Regions from separate parts of the Homo sapiens genome. Here region 2 is linked to region 1. The links are chromatin loops, found by intact Hi-C in ENCODE. Cell type or tissue: GM12878. All regions are shown on one strand. Links, peaks and the distances in the headings refer to the core of each region. The heading gives the core; the rest is flanking DNA.

The links. Hi-C counts contacts between places; a loop is a spot of excess contacts. Peaks named below come from ENCODE experiments on the same cell type or tissue, not always from the same donor. Only the 100,000 strongest peaks of a DNase experiment are listed, where the experiment ranks them.
Region 2: a loop joins it to region 1, with 10 times the contacts of the local background. A loop is called at or near these places in 94 of 110 quality-filtered maps.

What each region holds. Positions count from the first base shown.
Region 1 is chr9:32,965,130-32,973,403 of GRCh38, reverse strand. APTX (aprataxin) reads left to right here. Exons shown (of 8, transcript NM_001195248.2): 8 at 1-788. Among named protein-coding and RNA genes, the nearest start is that of APTX, 32 kb to the left of the region's middle. In GM12878, for the core only: a CTCF peak has its summit at 4,800 (motif pointing right); a DNase peak (open chromatin) is centred at 4,843.
Region 2 is chr9:32,373,704-32,382,043 of GRCh38, reverse strand. No RefSeq gene overlaps it. Among named protein-coding and RNA genes, the nearest start is that of ACO1, 6.8 kb to the left of the region's middle. In GM12878, for the core only: CTCF peaks have their summits at 2,584 (motif pointing left) and 3,345 (motif pointing left); DNase peaks (open chromatin) are centred at 2,583 and 3,343.

The DNA.
Region 1 (8,274 bases), core at 1-8,000:
AAATTAAAACATGCAGCTTTTTCACAAATTTATTCTATTATTGAGTGGCCACAATGTAGAGTGGCTCAAAGTACTTCAGGATTAGGAATTTGGGTTTGTCATAGATGTATTCTCTGGTGAGGGTGGCTGGGATATACCTGACCCACCATCTTCAGAAGGACCCATGTCAGGTCTGACCATTGGGAGCAAAGCCATGTTCACACTGACCTAATGCAGAGTATGGAAGCATTGGGCTGGTTATACATTTCTGTTTCTTAGATTTATCCTCCGCCTCTGTAGGCATGGACAACCTTTAATCAGAGCATCTAGAGTGGCCTCTTGTTTATCCTGAAGATACTGATGGGTCTTGTTTTCTGTTAGTCTGTTTTGTAATATTCTTTTCCCTTCCTTCATGGGGAGGCTTAGTTTGTCCAGTCCTTCCATGCCCTTCTATCCCAGATTACCTAAATGTTCCCTTCTCAGGAATTCTGTCTCATCAGTTCTTCACAGTGAGAAAAGAGGCTAGATGATGGTGTGGGGGGTTGGAGTTTTCTTCTAATACCGAGGGTTCCTGGCTGTGAGGAAACAGCCACATGTTCGTCATGATTGAGCTGTGAAGTCTTCTTGGACCTGTTGTCTGAAAATAAAGTTAATTTGTTTGAGGCATCTCTCTTAAGTAGGTGGAAACTATTGAAGTTCAGCTAACAATCACAGCATAGGTTCTGATGCATGGAAAGGTGGTTGGTGAATGAAAAAGTTGCGTAGAGCCACTACTTTCTTTTTCCCTGAGAATAAATTTGGATAAAACAGTTGTATTCAGTTGTTTTTTGGGATAATATTAGAACTAAAGGTGAAGGGAAAACTAAAAAGTTGGGTTTGATGAAATTGTGGATATCTTTGGGGATGTGACTTTTCACTCAAGTTGTGAGAAAAAAGGAAACACCCTTAACAAAAGCTTCTTCTGGAGAGAAAAAGCCACAGTCCATAGAGACATTTGACCTCAATGTCTTTCACAAACAAACAAGATGCCACAGTGGTTACTTAGTGAACATAGGTATAGTAATAATTATATAATTAATGATCATAGCAGCTCACATTTGTCTGACTCCTGTGTGTCCTGCATTATGCTAAACACTGTACTCAAGTGATCTCATTGAATTCTCACTGTACATAACTCTATGAGGTTACGTGCTATTGTTATGCCCCTTTAGTGGATGAGCATCTAATATTCTACAATGGTTCCTGGGCACTATCCAAAGTTGGTATTGATTCTGATGCATCAACTCATTATTTTTCTTATCAATTGAACAGTATAAATGCAAGACTAACAGCAGAAGCCATAGAACCCAGGGGCCTTGGACCTGTGCTGATCAAAAGCTTTCCGTGGCATTTCATTGATTTCCCTGAGATCAGCCAGTTCCTTTAGCCCTTTTTGTCCATCTCTCATTCCCAACATCTTTCATCTCTTTTCTCTGCTCCTTCTGCACTCCAGGATTGTAATCCTTAGGTCATTAGTCCATCCATCCATAGTTCTTCTATCTGGCTTGATGCTGGACCTTTGGGCCTGCTTGATTGTCTGCTTCGTCTCCTGAGGTGGTTGTCTACATACACTGTGGCTCCTGGACGTTCTTCCCCAACCCAGCTGCAGAGGGCATGTGGCTTCATAGCCTTTTATTTGCTGTCATCAGGTACCAGGCACAGAAACTCTTGAAAATTGTCTGGGCACGGTGGCTCACGCCTGTAATCTCAGCACTTTGGGAGGCCGAGGCGGGCAGATCACAAGGTCAGGAGATCGAGACCATCCTGGCTAACATGGTGAAACACCGCCTCTACTAAAAATACAAAAAAAAAATTAGCCGGGCATGGTGGCGGGCACCTGTAGTCCCAGCTACTTGTGAGGCTGAGGCAGGAGAATGGTGTGAACCCAGGAGGCGGAGCTTGCAGTGAGCCGAGATTGTGCCACTGCACTCCAGCCTGGGTGACAGAGTGAGACCCCATCTCAAAAAAAAAAAAAAAAAAAAAAAAAAAATCATGGGCATATTAGTTAAAAACAGGCTCTGGATTCAGACCTGGGTTCCAGTCCTGGCTCTGCTACTCACAGCTGAGGGATCTTGGGCAAGTTACTTATTTTCTCTGAACTTTGGAATTCACATATGTAAATGAGCATAACAGAGTTGAGTTATAAGGATTAAATAATCTATGTAAAGGGTTTAGCATAGTATCTTGCATAGAGAAAGACTCAATAAATGGTAACTGGAAGCCTCTGCTTTTATCTCAGTGGAGGCTGGGAAAGAGGAATTCACCTTATCCATGCCTCTCTCTGCATCTGAAGCCTTACTGCCCCTGGAAACTTTCTAAATATGTACTCCATGGACTCCTTAGATCAGAATTACTGGTTTCCCTTTAAAAAAATGTAAGCACTTGGGCTTTACCAAATAATTACTGAATCACAATCCTGAGGGCCTAAGAATCTTCATTTTAAACCATTCAGGATGAACTTGATTTTATTGATGTTTGAGAACCACAATATAAATGAACCTTTGGCTTCAAAGCACCTTGCATTTCTGAAGCTTATGGATTTGGCTGTTCCCTGCCAGGACACAAATAGCATTTTCTGGTTAGCTGCCTGGGCCTGTCATAGGTCTGCCTTCCCTCTGCTGTGTCAGGGTTATTTCAGAGTCTGGGGAGACCTCCGGCATTAGCTGAAGGGGAGTCCCTCGTTACAGGGATCAGCCCTTCCTTTCTTCAGGAGTTTGGCAGAGCTCCTTTGGCCCCAGGCTCTTAGGAGCCATGTCTGGAGATGACTTCCCCTCAGTTGCTCCCGTTCCCTCTTCATGCCCAGAGATCAGTCCAGTGGCTTGGTCTGGGACCTGTAATGAACGCTGCCAGCCTTAGGCTCAGAGCGTAAGTATTTTTCCTTCTCTGGGCCTGTCTCTGAGATACCCAGGTACAAATGGTCCTTGTAGGGACTAGATCATACTTGAGATGGTAGTTAAGGATGTCTTTAGATTCAGGGATATTTTCTAGAGCCTGGCATCTGATAGTCACACAGACTGGACATGGCTGGATATCAGAGAGTTAGGACTCATCTGTCAGTGTTGGCCTAAATGCTTCCCTCTGCTTCCAACAACTCCAACTTGGAGGGAGACTTTCGCAGGGCTCTGAAGATTCTACCATAGACTAATTTTTAAAAATGTGATGAAAGCCGTGAAACCTCTTCAGCATAATGAATATTTACACATTTTGTATATGTTATCAGGGAATTTATGGAGCCACTGACGTGCTTCCATAGGGTCTGTGGACCCCAGTTTAAGAATCTCAAGAGAAAAGGGTCATTACCATGCATCTGGGATATACAGGAGGGGTCTCAGGTCACTGTGGAGGACTGGCGCCCACCACCATGCCTGGCTAATTTTTATATTTTTAATAGAGATGAGGTTTCACCATGTTGGCCAAGCTGGTCTCAAACTCCTGAGCTCAAGTGATCTTCCCACCTCAGCCTCTCAAAGTGCTGGGATTACAGGCGTGAGCCACTGCGCCAGGCTTTTTTTTTTTTTTTTTTAAATATTTTACCAACCAAGAAGAAGCATTGTAGTTCTGGCAGCCACAAGTTGAAAGCTGACACAACCCACTGCCCCCACCCCCAACTAGTACTGTTTGACATTTATTGGAGGAAAAAAACTATCATTTATTCACATTGAAGAATTAGTTACTGGCCAAAGACCTTTTGTAGAATCTTCTCCAGAAACTGTGGGAGGTCCTCCTAGAATGCTAGTTGGAGTTGCCAGGGTCCAGAGGCACCTCCATGTCCTGGGTCACCAGACCACCAGCCTTTGCGGCTCTTTCCCCAGCTGCATTCTGGAGGTAGGAAGCTGGGCCCAGGGCAGAGAAGGGGGCATCTGGGGATGTCTGAAGAGCCAGTTGAGCAGCTGAATCACAGGCATTCTCTAGGTTACAAATACATTGCTCAGAGACTAGGACTGCTTTCGAGAACCCACAAAGTGGAAGATGTTCATGACAAAGCAAGAGGGTCAATAGGTCAAATACTAAAATGTGTTCCCTCCAGCTGGCCAGGCATTAGGAAAGAGACCCAAGATGTGGGAGGGAGGCCCCAATAGGTATCTGAATCCCCCACATCCCCGCAGTAGCTCAAAGCCTCTATGTCCCCTTTATGTGAATGAGAAAAGGCATGCCCTGCAAGCAGAAGCTTTTAGCTCACACTCACTTGAGACTGAGGGCCACATAGGGTGCAACCGTACGTACAATCTTACGGTGTGGGGTCCCTGTTTCTCATGAGGTTCTCTAGGAAAGGTAGTTTTTTTGGTTCTCCATCATGTACCCAACGAAATTAAAAGAATATGGAACAAAACAGCCTTGCAATAAAATTTCGTTGAGTGAATGACACCTGTGTCAATACACTTGGAATGGATGTAGAAAAGATAACTTTTTCTGTTACATCTGAATTTGATTGGCAAGCATGTTGTCCAGTGAGTCTGCATCTTTGCCCTTAGAAACAGTTATTTTTATTTTTTAAATCCCTTTTTTTCACAGGTGTTGATCTTTAATTTTTTTTATTTAAACATTTTTTCTTGCCTTCTTCATTTTTCCTTCATATGACTTTGGAAACATTCTGATAAACATCTTACTGCCATTGTTTATGGGAAAAAAGTATATCTTACAGGTTAGAATTAGTGGAACATAAGCATGTTAATATTTTTCCACAGAATTTTCCAAATCTTTGCTAACAAAGCAAGTGATTAGGGAAACTGGGGTTTTCCGTATCTTTTCTGTGAATGGTCTATTTTCGGGGCTTGCCATGTTTGGCCACCAGATGGCAGCATTTGAACAATAAATTTTTAATTGTCTTCCACAAGACAAAGCTGTTTTTGAAGCCCTTTTATAAAGTATCTTATGTTTCAGAATCAATGCTTCAAAATAAAATATTTAAGGGGCTTTTAAAATAAGACTGATGTGTGTTTAACGTATCTCCTAATTAAGATAGAAGTTTGAGGGAAAACCAGTGTGTGGGTCAAAATACAAAACATACACGATTGACTGGGAGGCTGTTTGGCTGAGAGGTGAAATAGACTCTAAAGTTGGCTGGAAGCTGGGCGCGATGGCTCACGCCTATAATCCCAGCACTTTGGGAGGCTGAGGCTGGCGGATCATTTGAGGTCAGGAGTTCGAGAACAGCCTAGCCCCTAGCCAACATGGCAAAACCCTGTCTCCACCAAAAATACAAAAATTAGCCAGGTGTGGTGGCACGCGCCTGTAATCCCAGCTACTTGGCTGGCTGAGGCACGAGAATCGCTTCAACCCAGGAGGCAGAGATTGCTGTGAGCTGAGATCGTGCCATTGCACTCCAGCCTGGGTGACAGATCAAGACTGTGTCTCAACAAACAAACCCCAAAAAACATTCTTTCTATTAAAAAAAATAATAAGTTGGCTAGAGCCAAGGTTGAAGCCTGATTCTGGCAATCATGAAATGGGTCTTGGGGCATGTCAATGCATGGTAGGCATTGAAAATATGCTGGCAAATTTTCTTAATTTGACCCCAAGTTAGTGACTGTTGTTCACATCACAAGAATACCTGGGAGTAGCACTGGTAGCAGACACTTCTTTTGGGCATATTCTTCAAAAATGGCATCATTTTTACATCGACAATTGCTAAGTCGCTGGTGGTCAAATATTAGAGGAAGCACTGTCAAAGCAGGACGGTCAATATACAGAGAAGGTAAAGGGCTGTGTCTGCATTTTCCATGGGCCAGCTTCCCCGCAAACCTCCTTTTGATAGAAGAACCTAGCTTCATCTGTCTTCCATCTCTTCCAAGCCTTCTGTCTTTTAAGCAGGCAGAATAAAAGCTCCAATGCCAAAGAGTACAAGAATATTAAAATTGAAAAGGACTTTATGTACCAGGGGTCCTGACATTTTGAGGGAGTCATAGATCCAAAATTTGGTGAAGATGATAGCCCCTTTCCCATATGTTTTGCATGTAATTTCAAGGGAAGCACCCCAAAAATCAATAATCCATGGATTTTCTAGGGCAGGTCTTCTCAGCTGGTGTGCGTGTGTGTGTGTGTGTGTGTGTGTGTGTGTGTGTGTGTGTGTGTGTGTGTATCCCCTAGATTCTAATTATTTTGAACCAACTGGCAGTCCTTTTTTCCAAACTACACACAGAAAGTCACTCTGCTACCACTGGGCATCTAATCTCTCTGGTGCTTTGGGGCAAAGTTTAATCTCTTGCCTGGAGAATCTATCAGAACTCTTTATTCTAGTAGCCTCTGATGTTCCATTGAGGGATTTGAAACATAGAAGTGACTTATAATATCAGCAACCAACTTATGTCCTAATTAAACATCAAGAGTGCTTGCATTCCCAAATTCATGCTGGGAGAGAATATACTAAAACGTTAATTAGCGGTCCTCTCTTGGTGGTAAGAATGTGGATAATTTAAATTGTGTTATATTGTTGTGCACGCTTCTAAATTAGCTACAGTGAATACATATTTGGGAGTGTGAAAAAAGCCTCAAATTTTATTTTTAAAAAGTGATAGGTCACAAAGGAATGTAATCAACATTCAATTATTTATATTAATAGCTGATACAACAAAAAGTGGCTAATTTTTTTTTTTTTTTTACAAATAATGCCAGTTCCATTCGAGTGTTCTGTGGCCCTCCAGAGACAGGCATCCTGCAAGGCCAGATTTCAAGACCAAATTTGCTTGAGTCTGAGAATGACACACGTGAAGGTAATTCATTTGATCTGATGGATCTGATATTCCTAACACTAGATCTAGAAAAATAGTGGCTTTTTCTCTGTTTGCCCCTAACCTCAATGTCTGCGAGACACCAACTACATTTTAGTTATTCAAAATTGCTGTCCATAGCAACTTTCTGTTTGTACTTACAAATGCCTTTCACCACCCATTGAGATCCCATGATTTCCCTTGTAAATTATGTTGATATGAAATGTTACATTTGGTTTCCAAATACTGAACCACCTTGAATTCTGGGGGTGAATCCTCTTGGTTCCCTAGGGCTTCTCTTTCAGTATTGACTTTGACTCTGAAACATTCGTGATGGGATGGGTTTGGGGAATAAGATTTATAGATTGATTTATGTATTTGGCCTGGTCCCCAGATTTTAACAAAAGTATCAGGAAAAGGGGAAGAAAAGATGGAAAATGAGAAGAATGGTTAGAATTTTGGCTTGTTGGATCAGTTCCCAGAACATCCTTTGTGTTAGAGAAATCAAGTAATGGGAGAAGTGGAAAGAAAACAAAAAAGTTAGTGAAGCTAAACCAATCTACATAGTGAAGACAGAAGGGGGTGAAGGACTGAAAAAGATAGGTGAATATTTGGGGCAGACTTTGAGGCATCTGGGAAGTGGGAGCTTTGGAGGGCTCTGGGAGATTTGGGGAAAAGAAGGGGATTTGAAGAAGGGTTGGTCTCTCTGGGTATAAATGAGTCCCTTTTAATATATTTTTGAGAGACAAACAAAGATTATATACTTGATTAATTTTTTTTTCTTTTTTTGGTAGAGACAGGGTCTCACCATGTTGCCCAGGCTGATCTTGAACTCCTGGCCTCAAGGGATCCTCCCATCAGCCTTCCAAAGTGTTGGGATTATAGGCATAAGCCACTGCACCTGGCCTTTTTGGCCACATTTTGACTTCTGTTGTTCCTATTCCAATTTCTCATTTCTTGCATTTTGTATTTCTTCTTTTTTTCTTGATAATATTTGCTAGATGTCTGCTTATAAAACGCTGTTTTTTAGAAAAGTAGGTTTTCTTTATAACTCTTATTTTTGCCTTTTCTTTTGCTTTAAAAAAAAACTTTTGAGTCAAAGTTCATATACTTTAATATTAAGAATTTTCTTTTGGCTGGGTATGGTGACTTACACCTGTAATCCCAGCACTTTGGGAGGCTGAAGCAGGCAGATTGCTTGAGCCCAGGAGTTCGAGATCAGCCTGGGCAACATGGTGAGACTCCATCTCTAAAAAAAAAAGTTAAAAAATTAGCTGGGTGTGGTGGCAAACACTTGTAGTCCCAGCTGCTCAGGAGGCTGAGGTGAGGATTGCTTGAGTCTGGGAGGTCAAGTCTGCAGTGAGCCGTGGTCATGCCACTGCACTCCAGCTTGGGTGACAAGCTGGAGTCTCTTTTGGGTCTCAAAAAGAAAAAAAAAGAATTTTATTTTTATGATGAAATAAATTTTTAAAAATAATGAAAATATTTATGGCTATAAATTGAATGTTGGGTTGGACCTGAGATTTACAGAGACTGCCTTGGCTGTTGA
Region 2 (8,340 bases), core at 46-8,045, 590 kb after region 1:
CCGAATTTGTATTTCATGATCTGCTGAGAAAGCTAAATGTTTAAGGGGTATATTGCCATGGCATATTACTACGCTCTCACAGGGTCCACCTAACAAATATTTCTGTCACGATATAAAAGGTTCTGCTAATGGCCCAGCTGAGGGCATATACTCTAGGGACCTTCAGAGAGGATGCCACCCAAGCATGTAACTGCTCAGGCACCCCAGCTGTGCTCTGGTGGGGGGCAGAGGCAGAAGGACCTTCATTTGAAGTAACAGTATTGTTTTAGCAGCCTTACCTGCTAGAAGGCTCTGCTGCTATAAGAAGAACCATGAAGATTCTGCCAGAGACCTGTTGAGCTCTGAGGAATGCCTCATCATATTCCACACCGATTTCAGTTACTTGTATATGCTGGACTTCCTCAGTTTATTGAAAGGTCCTAGGAACTATACCCAACTAACTTTGTATCATGCTTTACAATTTATACTGCATTTTCACATACATGTCATTTAATAGGAAGGGAGAGGTGTAAGAGAAAAAGTCAAGCATAACGCTTCTCAAACCTTGGGGTACATTGAAAACATGCGTGCCTGTGTTGTGCTCTTAGGAGGCTGAGTTTGATGTGGGTGGTCAAAAGACCATGCTTTGAGAAACACCAATGGTAGTTCTCCGAATCTGGGTGTTTCTCAGATTTACCATAGGGCACTGATAAAAATATAGCCTCCTGTATCCTCTGCCTCCTAGAATGTCTGATTCATTAGGTCAGGGTGGGGGTCTGTGTTCAGATTCTGAATACGCTACATTTTTACCACAGGTGATTCTGCTGTAGCATGTCCCCAGATTGGCACCAAAGACCTGTTACCTAGAAATATACACTCCATGAGGGCAGGGGCCCATGTCAGTTTGTTCATCATCCCTAACATGGAGTCTGGTGCATAGTAGGTGCTCAATACAAGTTTGTTGACTGACTTACTGTCAGTGTCTTTCTATTGCTTACCCTTTGCTCTCTGTTGGCCTTTGCGCTGTTCAGAGTCCTCTAGAGTGGCACGGAGGGAAGACATCTGTTTGGCAATGAATGAAGTATAAAATGGTCCTCCTGAATGCTTTGAGGGGACTTTAGAATCCCTAAATTTTTCACTGAATATATGTCTTCATACTAGAGAAAATTTGAAATAAATGTTTTGTTCCTCTTAAAATCAAAGTTATATTCATAACAAGGAGAGGCAGGTCTTAGCCTCATCTTGGTTCCCGGTAAATAGCCAACTGCTCTCCCCTGATGCCCTCTTCTCACCACACCTGCTATACGCTTAATTTGCATGCTCTCTTAATTACTGCCTAAGGGCCTGATCCCTGAACTGCCTTCCCAGGGAACAAGAATCCTCTGGGCAGCTGCTTACAGTTAAGCACCATTCCTCTCAATATAGCTAATAATAAAAATCTTCACAACCGCCTGTTGATGCTGGTAACATTGTTATTGCCATAGTTTCACAGATGAGGAAACTGAGATTCAGAGTAGTTACACAGAATGCTTCAGTCATGAAACTTAAAGGGTGATCCTGGGGTTTTAGAGAAGGCTGGCCTCACTCCATAGCTTGTGCTTTTAAGCATTATGCAACAAAATCATCAGATACCCTGAAGCTGTAAATTATTTGTTCTTTGCAGAAGAGGGACTTAAATGTTCTAGAGAAAAGATTTGTTCTATCACCATATAGGCTGGAATTCCTTATTCACGTATTTCCAGGGCTTGTTCTCCCTGATGATAGCACAGAGATCCCTGCTGCAGCCATGTAATGTAGGGACACCTGGGTAAAGAGAGTCCTCATTCTGGGGGATGGAGGTGTTGGAAATCAGGGGCAGCTTGAGTATGAATTCCAGGATTGGTACATAATTCCTAGGTGTCTAGTACCATCTTTCACATGTGTTAATTTGCTGGATACTTTTTGAGTACTTTGTGTTATATATTTTTCAGAAGGGAGAGGGAAGTACTCTGCAGGATTGGTCCTTTAAATTATTTAGGTATACACAAAATAAAACATTTTTTTCAAGAAAATAATTTGGTAATGTTGACAAATGAGAGTAAAAATAAAAATTTGTCACTAATTTGACTCATTTCTAATTCCAGTTTATGATGAGATTACTTCCACATGTCAGTTTAAGTGCTTTTTAAATTTTCTTCTTGAGACAGGATTTTTCTCTGTTGCCCAGGCTGGAGTGCAGTGGCAGGATCACGGCTCAATGCAGCCTCGACCTCCTGGGCTCAAGCAATCCTCCTACCTCAGCCTCCTGAGTAGCTGGGACCAAAGGTGTGTGCCACCACACTCAGCTAATTTTAAAATTTTTTATAGAGGTGGGATCTCCTCATGTTGCCCAGGCTGGTCTCAAACTTCTGAGCTCAAGCAATCCTCCTGCCTCGACCTCCCAAAGTGCTGGGATTACAGGTGTGAACCACTGTGCCTGGCTCTAAGTGCTTTTTAAAATGGAAAATCCTCTTTCCCTCCTCCCTTGCCCCATCCTTGGTGGGAGGAAACAGCAAACATTTCGTCTGTTCCAAGTTCATCCTTCAAAGTACCATGCAGATTAACTTAACCAGATGATGGTGAGCTACTGCCCTCTGTTGATGAGTGTGTGGTAAACACATTGTCAAACAGAAAAAGCTGAGAGGATGGTTAGCATTAAGAGAAAAAACAATTGGGCGACAGAGTGAGAACTTGTCTCAAAGAGAGACGGAGAATAAGTATTAAGAAGACATAAATGGATTAAGAAAGCTACCTTTTGTTCCTTAATTTCACATTTACTGACTGTCCTAGAAGTTAGAGAGCAGAAACTTAATCAGTCCACAAACTGGCTCTGCTAAGAGCTTGGTGTGATGAGTCCAAAAATGACTATGATTAATTCTTACTCTGAGGGACCTGAGAACTTATTGTTTTATTATTTTCCCACAGCTTTACTGATATTATTTTAATGTTTGCCCACGATAGTACAGCATTCATCTTTCACATATCAAAATCTAATGTTAATTGTTATTTTTTATCTTTTTTTCCCCAGATAATTCCAGGTTCTTACAACCTTCTAACTTCATGTACCCTCCTTTTGATTTCTATGCCATTGTTATCTTGTATTTTATAGTCACACATTGTAACTCTTGAAGGCATTATTATTTCTGTTTATAGGGTCAATATTTGTTTAGATTCAAGCATACTTTTACCATTTTTGTTGACTGCTTCTTAGTAGTTCCTCTCCTCCCTTCTCCCATACTTGGTGGGAGGAAACGACAACAGACGACACAGAAAGATACATTTGTCTGTTACAAGTCCATCCTTGAAAGTACCATGCAGGCTAACTAAACCAATGATGGTGAGCTACTGCCCTCTGTTGATGAGTATGTGGCAAACACATTGCTAGCCGTAAAAAGCTGAGAGGATGGTTAGCATTAGGAGAATCAATAATTGGGTGACAGAGAGTGAGACCTTGTCTCAAGAAAAGACAGAATAAGTATTAAGAAGAAAACATTTTCTACTGGTGATAAATATTCTCAGGCTTCATTTGTTGTGAAATGTCTTTATTTTACTGTCTTTATTTTTTATTTATTTATTTTTGAGACGAGTCTCGCTCTGTTGCCCAGGCAAAAGAGTGCAATCTGGGCTAACTGCAACCTCTGCCTCTGGGTTCAAGTGATTCTCGTGCCTCAGCCTCCCGAGTAGCTGGGACCATCGGCGCCCACCACCATGCCCAACTAATTTTTGTATTTTTAGTGGAGACGGGGTTTCACCGTGTTGGCCAGGCTGTCTCGAACTCCTGACCTCAGGTGATCCACCTGCCTCGGCCTCCCAAAGTGCTAGGGCCCTCACTCTGTCACCCAGGCTGTAAGGCAGTGGCACGAACACAGTCCATTGCCACCTTGACTTCCCAGGGTCAGGCAATCCTTCCACCTCAGCCTCCTGAATAGCTGGGACTACAGGCATGCACTACCATGCCTGAATAATTTTTAATTTTTTTTATAGAGACAGGGTCTTACTATATTGTCCAGGCTGGTCTGGAACTCCTGAGCTCAAGCGATCCTCCGGCCTCAGCCTCCTAGAGTGCTGGGATTATAGGCATGAGCCACCGTGCCCAGCCTACTGTCTTTGTTGAATAACATTTTTTCTGGATATTAAATATTGGATTGGCAGTTATTTTTTTCCAGCATTTAAAAGTATCAGTCCAGGCCAGTCACGGTGGCTCATGTGTATAATCCCAGCACTTTGGGAAGCTGAGGTGGGAAGATCACTTGAGCCCAGGAGTTCCAGGCAAGCCTGGGCAACATGGTGAGACTCTATCTCTAAAAATTTTTTTTAAAAAATTAGCCAGGCGTGGTGGGATGTGCACAGTCTCAGCTACTCAGGAGGCTGAGGTGAGAGAATCTCTTGAACCTAGAAGATCGAGGCTGCAGTGATCCCTGTTCTTGCTTGCCACTTGCACTCCGCCTGAGTGACAGAATGAGACTCTACCTGAAAAAAACAACAACAAAAAAATCAAGCCATGTCTTCTGGCTTTGCTAGCTTTTGTTGGAAAGTTCATTGTCAGTCTAAATCTTCCTGTTCTCAAAGTAATGTTTCTTTTCTCTGGCTACTTTTACAATCTTCTATTGTCTTTTGTTTTCACCAGTTTGAGTTTTCTATACTTTTATTCTTTTCTGAGATTCATAGGACTTTCTGAATCTATAGCTTAATGTATTTCAGCATTGTTGCAAAAAAATTAATTATTGTCTTTTAAATGTTGCTTCTGTCCTATTCTCTGTCTCTTTTCCTTTTGGAATTATAATTTCACATATGTTAGACTGTCTTACTATAACCTTTATGTCTCCTATGTTTTCCATTCTTTAGTCTCTGTCATTCATTCTGGGTATTTCTTGTTGACATGTCTTTTTGTTACTATAAAAGCAGTGGATTCTCCAATCTCACTTTTCCTCATCTACAAAGCAGATTCACTATGCTAAGCATTCCATCTGGGCCCCTGCCTATTTCGTCTGTGGGATTTAGTGGCAAGGGGAACTAATGCAATCTTATTTTCATGCTACTTGTTACGCATGTAGTGAAGTACTTTATCTCTGACCCAAGAGCCTCATGTCTTCTGCCAACATCCATGAAGCAATAACAGGCTAAGTTACTAGCTTGTATATAGGGTAAAATCCCAGACCCTGACAGTTTGGGTGACAAGATAGGGTGCTGGCTGAGGTGTGCCTTTCTGGAAGACCCCATGGGCTGTGTTAGTAGGACCCAGTAGCAAATGCCCTCACCAAAGTGGGGAGCAAGGGGGAAAGTACATTTCTCTCACTCTCCTGCCTGTTAATGAATGTTTACAGGCTAAGCAAGAGGCAAGGTTGAAACAATCTTCCCAAATGGTACTTTGATTGTGCTCACTCTCCTCAGGAACAGGAAGAAGGGACTTTATATGACAATTAGGCCGCAAAAGTGGGGAAGCCAAAAGTGGCTGTATCTGATTGGTCAAGGAGTCCCCCCAAAGCTTAAATAATGATGTCATCTGTAAGTAGATACAGCTTCAGGTGGACCAAAGCCAGATGTTCACTTGAATGAGCCCAACCTGCTGGTAGCTGCTTGAAATGGAAAGCTGATGCAAACTGGCTTACTGGCCTGAAACTGCTCTTTCCCTCTGCACTTCCTGACCCTTCCTTTCCCCTGTACCCCAGCCTCAACTGCTTTAAGGAAAATGCTGAGTATGCGGGGGAACTGAAAGGAGGGGAGGAACTCAAATATTTTTAGCTCTGTTGAATATAGGTGCCCAAGTCATAATCCTTCCCAGTCTCATGAATGGAGAGGGTGCTGGGCACAAGGATATCTAAAGGTACTGAGGATTGTAGGGTGCAAGGGAATTTACCCTGAGCCTGGTTGGGAGAGACAAAGGATAAGAAAAGCCATCTTCTCCCCTCATCTGCATCCCCCTTCCAGCAGCTATTGTTACAGTCCTGTTATGCCTGTTAGACTTCTTGGTCCATATTTCTATAGGGCAGTGTTTTTCAACCAGGGTCATTTTGTCCTCTCCTCCCACCCAGGGGACATGTGACAATGTCTGGAGACTTTTTTTTTTTTTTTTTTTGAGACAGAGTTTCATTCTTGTCGCCCAGGCTGGAGTGCAATGGCACGATCTTGGCACACTGCAACCTCCACCTCCTGGGTTCAAGTGATTCTCCTGCCTCAGCCTCCCAAGTAGCTGGGATTATAGGCACCAGCCACCATGCCCAGCTAATTTTTGTTATATAATTATTATTATTTTTTTAGTAGAGATGGGGTTTCTCCATGTCGGCCAGGCTGTTCTCGAACTCCTGACCTCAGGTAATCTGCCTGCCTTGGCCTCCCAAAGTGTTGGGATTACAGGCGTGAGCCACTGTGGTGGGCCTGGAGACATTTTTGATAGTCACAACTGAGCCGGGGGACGATGTGGGGGGTGTTCTACTGGCATCTAGTTGGTAAAGCAGGGATACTGCTAAGTTTCCTACAGTGCTTGGGAACCCCCAGACAAAGAATTAACCACTCCTAAATGTCAAGAATGAACCTCTGCCATGGGGGAAAATGTGCTCCAAATTCAACTGATGGGGTTTGGGCAACATTTTTTCCATGTGGGAGGAAAATTAACGTGACCTTGTAGGACCTTTAGGGCCAATCCAACGTACTGTTTGCTGTGTCTTTCACTGATGAATGTATAATTGGTGTTCATGTTGTACGTGCTTGTGTTGTGAATCCTCATGAAGCCCAGAGGAATTCTTCTATTCAAGGACTGTGGCATGTGGAGGGGTAATCTCTGTCCCCTTCCCAGTAGTATAGCAAAGAGAATATAAAACCTGAGAAGAAATGGAAATTAAAGCTTTAAAGACTTAATGGCTGCAGTATTCAGGAGGCAATTTCCTAGTAACAACTGATGCAAGCACCAAGTACACCTCTTTTAAAAACAGGGGCTTCTGTTGTCCTGTTGCTGAGCTATTGACCTGTATAGACTTTGGGTCAAGAAGCTGAACTGCTGACCCATAGAAGCTTTGTGACTCTGCAGCCTGATGTCTCCATTTTGGAATGGGTTATCTTGGATTTGACAACCTATAAGGAAAAGGCCCGATATATCTCAGTTGTCAAATGGAAATTGTAATATTCAAGGATAGAGTTGGTCTGTCCCCAGTAGCATCTCAGTTTACATGAAAGAGTGGCAGCTATCATTTTAGGGAAAATATTTTCATTACACTGCTTGAAGTAAGGCCACCAGATCAATGAGGCCCTTGATTCACAGTGTTTCTTTCAATGCCTGGGCCTGGTTTACTGATGGTTTGGCTAAGTTGAAACCTGTTGGTGTCCATTAGGCTGCTACAGTAGTCAATTGCTGCTCTGTACATGGCACCCTGAAAACTGATATGCTTGTCCACTCAGTGGGAAGAATTTAAGACCATTCTCATAATTCTGCCCAATACTTCCCACAAAAGCTTATATTTTTACTAACTCTTGGGATATTGCCAATGATCCAGCCATTTGGTCTGCTATATGGCCTGTCACTTACAAGCCTATAGACTAACAGATTAAAGATACTTCTCTCTCAGGAAATGAACTGTGGAAATAAGCCATCGCTGATGATAAAATACCTAGGCCATTCATGTTAGATGATGTTTGTATTAAGAACCCATTCTCCAGTGAGACCTACAGAAATCAAGCTGTTGATCCAGCCTGAAATGTCCAGCTCATTTCTTCTACCACCTTAATCTATCACTGTATTAGACATGGCCACATATATATCATCATTGACTTGGCACAAGATAAAGGGTTATACACTTCTAATGTGGAAGCTACCAGTGTGTGTCAGACTTGAAACTCCTGTCAAGGATTGGCTGGCTGGTCTTGTGGTGAAGGAGGTTGCATTGCACAGGTATGAACTCTGTCCATTCCTGGTACACTGACAGTATCGGACCTTTGACCTCCTTCTGTATCTACTGGTGGTGTCTCACTGCTCTTGATACTTTTCCGCAGTCCAATCAGCCAACTCTGTCTGTACTCCTGTGGCTCTTGAGACTTGATTTTCTGGACCATTTGCAGCCTGACAATGGTACCACTTTTGTGACAAAGGTCACCCAATGATAAGCCCATAATCAAGAATTCAATTCCATGCTCCATCTGCAGGCATCTGATATTGTTATGTATTGACTCAACAATACTTCTCAAGATCCTTGACTTGACTCAAGTATTGACTCAACAATATCAGATGATATTGAATCTGAAATGGATTTCTCACAAATTGACTTAAAAAGATTTCAACTCTACTTTTCTCACCTCCTCCTGTAAAGAGTAGTAAGACAGTATGGTCACTAAATGTGGTTGTCTCCAGAACCA